Regions from separate parts of the Mus musculus genome. Here region 2 is linked to region 1. A link is a loop called in an ENCODE intact Hi-C map of the cell type or tissue named here. Cell type or tissue: heart. All regions are shown on one strand. Each heading gives the region's core, and the rest is flanking DNA. Links, peaks and the distances in the headings are about the cores only. Region 1 holds the start of Lhx8 (LIM homeobox protein 8). Region 2 holds the start of Acadm (acyl-Coenzyme A dehydrogenase, medium chain).

Region 1 (5,374 bases), core at 188-5,187:
GGGCACTCTAGACTTTGACATGGGAACAAAACAAATGACCACTGAGGTTACCTGAGGTGGATGCTGCCCCCCTAAACACTGCAGTTCAGTCCCCCAGTGGAGACGTGTGTCCAGCTGTGCTGGCCTGCAGTGTGGATCCTGACGTGTGTTGATCAGCAGACAGGGACTACGTAGGTTTGTGCTTTCACGCTAGCAGCCAGGGTGTTTTACTGACTGAAGGAAGTTACAAATGATACTCTGAAGGAAACACTGTGATTTCTAGCTACTTATGAACCTCTTCCCTAAGCAATGTTTAATTTCTGATGAAAATTTAAGTTTGGGTCTTTCTTCAAAAGAACTATCTGTTCACTATAGAAAAATAGTTACTTGGATTAAAATAGAATAAAAAGACATTAACCAAACAGAATACTTCCTGGAAGCAGAGATGTATCTTCCTCACATTTTCCCCTAAGTTGTATCCAGTCCAAGCATCTGGAACATCCACCACTGGAGGCCTTCTTTCAATCACACCAGGCTTTTGTTTTGTTTTCTAAAACAAGGCTTTAAAACAGAGGCTGGAGTCTCTAGCTCTACAAACACCAGACCCCAGGCCTGGCTTGACACCTTTCCTCAAGGTTTCTTTTGAAAAAGAGAAGAGAGCTGCTTAACATTCCCAGTCCTTGCCAGGGAATCAGGAGGGTGGGTGGGGGGAACTCTGGGAAGGTTCTGGAACCCTTTGCTGAACTAGCATTAATCCAATATGGCTCCACACCGGGCTAGGTTAGGACAGGACTGTAGAGGGCAACAACCACAGCTGACTCTTTTGTCTGACACTGTGTGGCTGCTCCACAGGCTGGTATTTTTTTTTCATAACCTCAAAAGCTACATCTATACTGGATCAAATATTTGTTACCAGTGAGAAGTTTAGATTCAAACGTAAGATTAAGGAGCTAGCCCTTCAGCTTGGGGTAGGCGTGCTGAGAATTCCGAGTGCTTAAGTGATTGTATGGTGGAAAATTTTCAGTTAACTTATAAATCCTAGTAGAATGTGATTGTGTGTAGAAAACTTTCCTAGGTAGACTCCTGTCCAATTACAAAAGAAAACTTCACAGCACCACATAGACACACAATTTTTATATAATATGAAGACAAGCATGAACAATGTATAAAATTATGCAAGGCCAATGCTAGTGTCTGAGGCAGAATTCAGACAATATTTTAATTTTACTGTGTAGTTATCTTCCACATCTCTGCTGTGAAATGTTGAAATTGTCTTAAGTCGGGTCCAGAAACACTGCTCCAGATTCTGGTAGTCACTGAGAGCCTTGTTTCAAACAAGAAGCTGTGTTGACTCAGTGCATGGTTTTGTGGACGAAGCGAAATGGGAAATGGGATTTTAAGAATGCAGATTTAAAGAGAAAGCCAGGTTAATTTTCCGAGCTTCAAGAATCAAATAAAAACATTAGAAAATGTTTTCACTCAAGCCTCTTTCCGTGTTTTATCTGGGCTCCAGGAAGTAATATTCACGGTCCACCCAAGAAAGCAGCCTTTGAATGTTGACATTAAGTTAAAGAAACCCACTAATTCACGTTTTGATCTTTTATTCTCTGTAATTAATCCTTCTGAAAACTGAAGCTCAAGGAGGGGGACAGAAAGTGAACTGGTTTGCAACTAATTTCGTATATTGGAAAGAATTGTTTTACATAGTGGTTTTTTAAAAGCTATTGAAGTTGGAAATCCAATGTGTTCAGATTAAGACACAGGGGACCAAGATCCTGCCTGACATGACACGGGTAACTGCAGCCTGCCAGAACCTCAACTCCAAAACCTCCCACCCCGAGTGAAATATTCTGAGAAAGTTAAACCAAATTAAGACAGTCAACTCTGAAACCACCCCGTGAAACACTTCAGCTGAGGGGTTTATATGTACACCTAACTTTACAGCTAGACTGGGTACCCCCCCCCCCAAACCCTGGTAGGACATAACATCACTGTGCTTAGCAAGATCTAGGAGGTACCGAAATGGCTTCTAAAGCTTTATATAAACTTTTGCTTTGGGAAGGTTCCAGGTACCGGTAAATAAACCTATGACCACGATGCCAGTAACAGTTCAAAACTAAACATCTTTAAAGGCACTTTACAGTGTTTTTAGTTACAGAAGGAGCCGCTGCGAGAGGGAATAACACACGGAACTGGGACTAGTTAGTCTCTGTAAGACAGCAGCACGGGTGTATTGGAGAGGAGGGACCAGTTTGCAGAGTACGGGATTTTTAAGTAAGTAAAAGTCTAGACTTGGAAAACAAACAAAAGCCTATACCAGAATGGGTGGTAGTTCCTCAAGTCCTTCTTTTGCTGCTGGTGACCGAGTCCTCCGCACACTCTTGGGGTGTGTGTGGGGGAACCCTCATTTACACTGTAGACCCTATCCCTAGACTTTCACAATAAGGAAAATCCTATGGTTCCATATCATACTTCTCGCTGTGGGCCTTAAGAGTGGTGGACTAATATGCTGAGAGGTTGACACGAAGTGGGGCACTTCCCCCCCGACCTTCACACTGACTCCGTCGGGGCTCGCCTGGCCCACCATCCTACCTTGAGGAGGTATTTGTCCACAATCTCCAGGCCGCAGCTGCTGCACACACACTTGCCTGGCGGGCACACGGAGCCCGAGGCCATGGACTGGGGCGAGGACGACGGGGAAAGCGGGGCCGAGGAGGAGCAGGAGTCCTCGTCCCCGGCTCCCTCGGGATTCACCTGCAGGAACAGCCGAGCACTGGCCTTTCACGTCCCACCTCCCCACGGGGCAGCCCAAGGACTGTCCTCCGTCCCCAGCCTTCCCCATCCGCACTGTGGGGTTCCCAGACCAGCAGGACCCCTGGAGCCCCGCGCCCCGCCCCGCCCAGGGAGCTGGGGGTCCCCACTCGGGTCGCCGCCCCACTCACCAGTCCTTCTTCCCCAGCGCCTTTGCGGGTCCTCCCGGCCGCCAGGGCTGCAGGCCGCCCGCACTCCTCCGACATGAGCCCGGGGCACTGCGCCGCGAGAGCGGGAAGGCAGGGAGGGAGACAGCGGTCAGGAGCCCGCGGCGAGCACGCGGCGCCCCGCAGCCCGGGCCCCACCGCGCTCTTGAAGGGCGCGCACGAGGGCGGCGCGTGCGAGCGCCGGCACCTGAGCCCGGGCGCAGCTGGCCGGCCAGCGCGCAGCCTCCCTGGGCCGCCGCCGCCAGCGGGCGACTCGAGGACTGCGCGGCCGCTGCTCCCGGCTCGAGCCCCGCGCTCACCCCGGCGCGCCGGCCCCCGCCCCCCACCGGGGGTACCCAGCTAATAACCGGCCTCGGTGCACAAAGCGATTGCTTTCTAGACGTCAATCACCCGGGAGCGGGGAACACCCGGCTAAAGGGGGCACGGGGCGGGGGGAGGTGGAGTGAGAGAGAAGAAAAGATGACTGAGGAGGGGGTGGGGAGAGAAACTTGATTTCTTTAATAACCTCAATTAAAAGAGCAAGACACACATATATTTTTTAAAGGGGGGGCTTTTTGAATAGGATAGCCCAAAAGGTGAAGAGGTTTAATCGGATACTTGAAAGCTAATTACAGTGGGATTTAAGAAGCCTGGTGTTTGTTCCGACAATTTGAATGAAAATGCTTCAGATTAAACGGAGCCAGCAGCTCTTTGGTAAACTTGAAGCAATTAGAACCGTAAGCGATTTACACTGGTTTCTTTAAGGTGTGAATTGCCACTTAGTGCTCAGTAAGTCAACATTTTAGCTACTAAAGGATTAGTTTTAACCAGTGCAAAAGCGGGCCGAATAATGGAAATATCCAGCTGAATTTAATTTGTTCCATTAAAAAAAAAAAAAAACTCACCCAATGCGGGTCAGAATATTTTAGAGCACGCGGACGCGTCGCTCAAGTGTCCCCAATCCCTGGCTGCACTTTCAGTTTTGTTCTATAAACGAATGCAATCTCTCTGAGAAGTCTAGTTTAGGGCGAGTGGGTCCGCGGATTCCAGCAGCCCACACCCCTCGCTTTTGCGTCCCTTTGTCTCCTTTTCCTCTGTCTTCCGAAAGCTCCAGGTGAGCCAGCGGCCGCACGCCTGGGTAGCCCCGGCGCAGCTGCTCCCGGGCGCGTCTTCGTGGACAGAAAGCATCCAGACAGAAACGCTACCCGCAACCGTCAGACAAACACGAAGCCAGCACTACTCTGCCCATGTCCAGCCGATACCCCCACCCCGGCCCTGCTCTCCAACAGTTTAGGAACCGAGTTCCACCATAAAATGCGAGCACCCACGGGTCTTGCCTCCGGAGTAGGTGACAGCTTGCCAGGTCTCCCCGTTAGGCTCGCCTCGTACTGCGAAATTTGCCCTTTTGGTATTTCCAACGAAATCGTTCTTTTGTCCCTTTCTAAGAGCGGGCGGGCCCTGGAAGACTCAAGTCCCCAGGTCTGTCGCCGCCGGGTCTCAAGCCCCACATTCACCTTATCCGTGGCAAGAGCCAGCGTTCAGCAGAGCGCAGCCATTGGTATCTGGTGCCCTGAGACAAACACCTAGACCCCCGGCCCCTGCCCCAGACTGCCGCGAACAGCCCGTCACGTAGAATACAAGCAGGACTCACGTTGCCCCGTGAGCGTCTTAGGCTCCAGGTTTCGTCTCCCAAATTAGAGTGTCCATGCCTTAGGTTAAGTGAGCCCGTGGGGAGGGGACGGAGTGATTACTACCTAACGCTACTACGTAATAAAAAAAATTGTCAGGTCTGGAGACGAGGCAGTGACAGGTAGTTTCCCAGCCTGGTTTAGGGGCCGGACAACTCTCTTCTCTCAAGGAAACTCCTATTCAACAGATCCCGCCCGGTGTAGGCTCGCTTACCTTCTCGCGGGGAACCGCCAGCTCCGGCACTTCCTTTCCCTCCAGCTTACACACAAACATCTGATCGCTCTTCCAATACATGGCCCCGCAGGCGCTGCTCGTCACATACCAGCTCCAGAGGGTCAGAGGCTGTGGGTGTCCGCAGTGTCCCCTCCTCCGCCCCCAAAGGCCAAGGAAAGCTAACAGGCAGAACAGCGATGCCACCAGTGTGTCTTGTTCCAAAAAGGCCACAGTGACCGTAACCACTCTCTGACCCACTGTTCTTCCTCTCTCAGCCACACTAAGGCCTGTCCCTCCAGGAAAAGAGGGAAAGTTGTGTTTTCCAGAGGGTGGAACCTCGCAGAGAGGAGGGGGTGTGGGGGAAAAGTCTTTTCCTGAAGGGACAGCCTCACCTCCTTATGAAAAACCCGCCTTCTCTACATGTTAAGATCTTTATCTGCACCAGACAACTTACTCTGAGTTCAGTGTTAAAGGTGGGGGGGAATTGCGGATGTCCGTTAACTTGCCTTTTTTTTTTCTTTTTAAGAATAAGCTTT
Region 2 (5,374 bases), core at 314-5,313, 380 kb before region 1:
AGTTACATATAGTTCTGAGCCACCTAACATCAGTGTTGAGAAGCCAACTCAGGCCCTCCGCAAGAGCAGTAAATATTAAATGAGAAAAAAATGTAAATTGCTCAGTCATTCTCATTCTCTCTCTCTCTCCCTCCCTTCCACCCTCCCTCCTTCCGTGTGTGTGTGTGTGTGTGTGTGTGTGTGTTCAAGTGCAGTTTTTGGTGGTGCTGTTTGTTTTGTTTTTGAGACAGGTCTCAATACGTAGCTGTGGCTGATTTGGAAATTTACTTTGTACACAAGGCTGGCCTTGAACTCCCAGAGAGCTCCCTAACTCTACCTTCATAAATGCAGGGTTAAAGGCTTGACCCACCACACCAGGCCCTAATAATTTGGTTTGTGTTCCTGTTAGGACAAGTTCTTTTGAAGTAGTTTAGGATAGCCCCCAAGCCCACCGTGGAATCCAGGCTAGCCTTGGGATCTCAATTCTTCTGCCTCTACTTCCGAGATTAAATGAAGACCACCACTCTACAAAACTGGTCAGCTGCATTTTATACAACTTAAGTGGCGGGCCCATTACTGGGCTCCTTATATACTGACATTAGTCATTCAATTAGAGTAGCTTAATGCACGCACGAGCCTGCTCATTGCTTGTGCAGAGAGGATGTGCAGGTCTGTGTGTGTCTGTGTGTGTGAACACACCTGTCTGTGTATGTGAGTGTGCACGTGTCTGTGTGTAGACAGCTTAGAAACAATAAAAAAAAGAACAGGGTTAAAAACTTAGCATTACAACATAGAGTTTAAGTTTTGCAAACACCCGTCTGGGAACAGTTCCAAACACACAATTTGTATTTACACCTGAAAATCAGGCTCACTAATCCTAGGAGATAACTGGAGATTATTAAAATAAGACAGCCAGGCTTGAAGGCAGAGGTGAAGCTGTGAGCGCCGCACCACCCTGGACTACAAAATGAGACCCAATATAAAGAACGACGACACTCTGAAACTCTAAAGTCAGAAGAGAATTGCGTTTATTATTCCTGGCTCTCTGCCAAAACCAAGGAATTCCAATATGGGAACACTACTAACTTTAGTCTTCAAGCCCGCAACTACAGCATAACTAAGTAACGAATTACTTAGAAATTTGACTCTTGGTTTTATCCCGGTGTGAAAAATAGGATAAAGGAATGCATTTTCTGTTTTGTTATGGTGTTAGACTTTCCCTCTCTTGTCCTTGGAGGCACCAAGAAACCTGTAGTTCTGTTGTCAGAATAAAAAATAACTTTAAAACCCTTCAATTTCTGCTTTCAGAACCTGTTGAGTTGTATAGTAATGGTGTTGTAAATTCTAAAACTACAGCTTTCGGTGCCAGAGGCAACTTCAGTCCAGTTTTAGGTGGTATAAATGGAGGTTTGTACGAACACATCGCTAATATAACAAACTAGTGGTTAAAACAGCTTAGGAGACAAAACTCTGCAGGGTACAACATTTAGAAAGCAAGCTTCATGAAAATTCTTCGGTAGGCTTGTCTCCCTTTTGTTTTTTGGAAGGGTGCCTGTACATCACAAAACCACAGGCGTCCTAACCCTGTTGGTGCGAGCGGAGCGGCCCACTTCCCTTTCCTTCGTGTTGTGCCTGTGTTCTGTGCACACCCAGGATCAACCTGTTTGGATCCTAACACTTGTTCACGCCCGTGGCTACAGAACCACACACTGATGCCTTCCTGGGGTGGGACTACAGTCAAAGTTTTTTGGAAGTGATCGCCTCTGCCACAGCAGGGTTCTGACACCGGGTTCCCTTCAAGAAGCGTGGGTGACTGGAGAGAAGTGGCTGAGCCCATTGACCCAGAATGAAGCAGGTCCGCAGGGCCACGCCTGCAGGGGTCAGAGCCCGGAGATCAGTGAGGGAGGGCGGCAGGCAGCGCGGGGGGACGCCCGCAGGCTCCCGCTTTCCCCCAGGCCGCGTAGGGCCGACCCTCCCGATACCACCCGGTCACCCGCTCACCCTGCAGCCTCTGCGGAACGCCGCTGCCATGATGGCTCCTCGATCTGCTGCCTCCGACCACCTCCGTGCAGCAAGCAAAACGGACGGGGGTCCCGCCCCCAGGAGGCGTGGCTTGGAGGGAGGAGAGGGGCGGGCCTTAGACTCTAGGGGTGCGGAGGCGTGCGGGTCAAAGTCTGCAGACCTCGGGGGCGTGGCCTAGGGAGTCCCTTTACACACAGATGAGGTCTGAGCTCTCAGACTGACTTCGGCTGAGAGACAGAGGGATGACGGGTCCAAGCAGAAGACCTTGGGCGTGGTCTTTGCAGGCTCAAGGGGTGTGGCCTGGGAGGCGGGGCTAGATGAGGGAGGGTCTCGGGTCCGGACCTGGGCCAGAAGAGGGAGTGGCCTGAAGGCCCTCTGCGCATGCGTCCTGCTCCCGACCTTGCCCGAGCCTAAACTTCTGTGCTTGGCCCGGAGAAGAAGACTGTGTGCCCAGTGTCACCGGAGCCCGAAGGTCACGTTCTTTCCAGAGGGCTGCCCGGGAGAGCTGGACCCGAATCTAGGCCAGAGGGCGCAGCCAGACGTTTCTAGCAGTCAGCTGTGACCTTTACTTGGAGAGTCAGATTCTTTATGGCTCCGGTATTCACTGGAACAACAAATTCTGGGCTAGATCGATAGGTAGTCTGTACTCCTTAAAATTTAAATAGGAAATTAGCTGCATGTGTAGCCAGGGCGACTAAGACATCTCAGTGCCAGGAGACTGAGAAGGAAGATCACTGCGAGTTTGAGGCCAGCGAGAGCCAAGTAGCAAAACCTAAACAAACCAAAGCACAATAGTGTTTATTTCATCTATTTTTCTGAACGTTTTCAAGGCTACTTATTATCCACTTATATAGATGTGGGAAGCATCCTTGGGAACCCAAGCTGAGCCTATCCAAAAGCTCCCCAGACAGTGAACATTGGGAGTGAAATTTTGCTCATGAGTTTGTAAACTTTGCTTAAATTCCCATTGTCTTCCAGTTAGACCTTGTGTCTGAGATGGTAGCTGTGGTGTTATAAAGATGAGAGATTATAAAACTTCTTAGTGTTGGGTACCTTAGTTGCCAAAGATTAAGCTGTCAATAGTCCTCTTGCTCTCTGCTTCAAGGAACTGGGAGACAGGAGCTTATTTTTGAGACTAATGAACAATGAAAAATTCTCATCTTCTCTCTGTCTTACCTGTAGCATTGTCAGGCACACCAAAGCCTAGAAAAGGTATGTGGATTCCATTGTGAGATAAATGCTCAGATCTATAAGATTAATCTTTCAACATCAACAATCTTTCCTGAAACATAGTTTCTAATGGTTGTAAGGGAACATTCCAGAAAAAGGTATCTTCCTTTGAATGGCCTGCTAGTCTGATGAGCTGTTTAAACCTCTGATTGTGGAATGTTCCAGGTCCACAAACAACATTATCTGTGCCATTTTTAGCCTCCTTGGCAGCCATTTATTGCCTTCCTTTATGTGTAAGCTAACAGCTTTGTGACCATTAGGTACATTCTTTAGAATATTCAGGCACACACCTACCTCCCACCAACCAGATGGCAAATGTTGTCAGATAGCATTGGAAGCCTATGGCTTTTTTTTTTTTTCTGTAACATTTCTACTAAAGTATTTGAAAAGTACTTTGATGTAAATATGACCTTCTTTGCTCTGTTTCCATTAAGCATCTTGATATTGCTACTTCATTGGAACAGAGACTTTGGGGTAGCCTGGAGAGATGCTTTGAGAGCGTGTCTCTCTGTCTCTGGTACAGTGTGTTTGCTTCACCTCACATTCACTCTCAAACAGGAATAACAAGGGTTAGCGATCTTACAATATTTGACTGACTGTATAGCATTAAGGAGTTGGACCCAAAGTTAAGAGAACAGATGCAAATGAAGGTAGCAGACTTTTATCCTTCTCAGCAATCTTTGAGCCCAAGTGAAGAGTTGGAGCTTTTTTTTGGGGTGGGGGGGAGTGTTGTTGTTGTTTTTTTTGAGACAGGGTTTCTCTGTATAGCCCGGGCTGTCCTGGAACTCACTTTGTAGACCAGGCTGGCCTCGAACTCAGAAATCTGCCTGCCTCTGCCTCCCAAGTGCTGGAATTAAAGGCGTGTGCCACCACCGCCCGGCAAAATTTATTTATTTATTACATGTAAATACTCTGTAGGTGTCTTCAGACACCCCAGAAGAGGGCATCAGATCTCATTACAGATGGTTGTGAGCCACCATATGGTTGCTGGGATTTGAACTCAGGACCTTCGGAAGAGCAGTCAGTGCTCTTAACCGCTGAGCCATCTCTCCAGCACAGAGTTGGAGCTTTTGGGTAAGAGCAATTTCTAAGAATTTGATTAGTCTCAGAACTAATTTGAACATAACACGCTCCAACTCTAAATATTTATATAACACATTGTCATGTGAGTTCTGTTGTCACATCTGTCTGGACAGTTAATCTCTATCATCATTTAATATCCAGACATAGTCAATATGTGCATTTCTCCAGTGACTTTTACATGTAATTTGTTTTCAAACCAGAATTCTATGAATGTTTTCCTACTTCAAATTGGTTTTAACTTCTTCTATTTTAAAATTTAATCAATCTTTAGCCAACAATAGCATCTTTTTAAAAAATATGTATATTTGTATGTCTCTGTGCACATTGAGGCCAAACGATGATAACGGATTCCCTGGAACTGGATATAGGTGATTGCCAGCTGCTGGCTGTGTGTACTGGGAACCAAACTTAGGTCCTCTGCTCTTAACCACTAAGCTGTCTCCTCAGCCCCCCTCTTGTTTTCTTTAAGAGGCCAAGCCAGTTGTCCTGAACAATGGCCCCTGCTGTACATTCATATTACTTCACATGAGCAAGTCTTTAATGTCAGCTTTGTCTCCTGATGATGGTTGGTTGTAGCAGTGAGTTTAGCTACACCACTTTGGCTCCTGGCGGATTTCACAGGATCTTTGGATTATCGAATGAAAGACACACACACACACACACACACACACACACACACACACACACACGTTGATTTTTGACTTGCCACAACTAGCTCAAAGGTTGGGCACTCCTAAACTTTTACCTAGTACCCAACTCCAATTGGGAAAGTGGCCAGAGGCCACTTCTTACAGGGCTGGTTGGTTTAATCTACTGTAGCTCTTCTGTCCCATCCTCCTCTTTTGAGTCATAGTGAGTCTCCATCTTCCTTTCTCCCACTTCCTAGCCCACATAATCTAAACGTTGAGCCCCCCTCTCTCCTCCCAGCCATTGATCTTTATTGATTGATTAAAGACTAATTGGGGGCAAGGACCTTCATCGTTTCGACGGGTAGATCCCTGATTAATTGAAAGCATTGGAACCAATCCCCAAGAGATGATTATTTGATAAAAGTGGTGAT

What was found. Peaks named below come from ENCODE experiments on the same cell type or tissue, not always from the same donor. Only the 100,000 strongest peaks of a DNase experiment are listed, where the experiment ranks them.
Region 2: it touches region 1 in a loop (4-fold over the local background); 2 of 42 quality-filtered maps call a loop at or near these places.

The regions. Positions count from the first base shown.
Region 1 is chr3:154,325,434-154,330,807 of GRCm38, forward strand. Lhx8 (LIM homeobox protein 8) reads right to left here and starts at 5,127. Exons shown (of 9, transcript NM_010713.2): 1 at 4,839-5,127; 2 at 2,922-3,008; 3 at 2,572-2,733. The coding sequence starts at 4,919. In heart, for the core only: no CTCF peak of the experiment used is centred there; no DNase peak of the experiment used is centred there; H3K4me3 peaks cover 2,853 bases; H3K27ac peaks cover 874 bases; H3K27me3 peaks cover 3,410 bases.
Region 2 is chr3:153,942,416-153,947,789 of GRCm38, forward strand. Acadm (acyl-Coenzyme A dehydrogenase, medium chain) reads right to left here and starts at 2,228. Exons shown (of 12, transcript NM_007382.5): 1 at 1,981-2,228. The coding sequence starts at 2,010. In heart, for the core only: no CTCF peak of the experiment used is centred there; a DNase peak (open chromatin) is centred at 2,196; H3K4me3 peaks cover 2,265 bases; H3K27ac peaks cover 2,693 bases.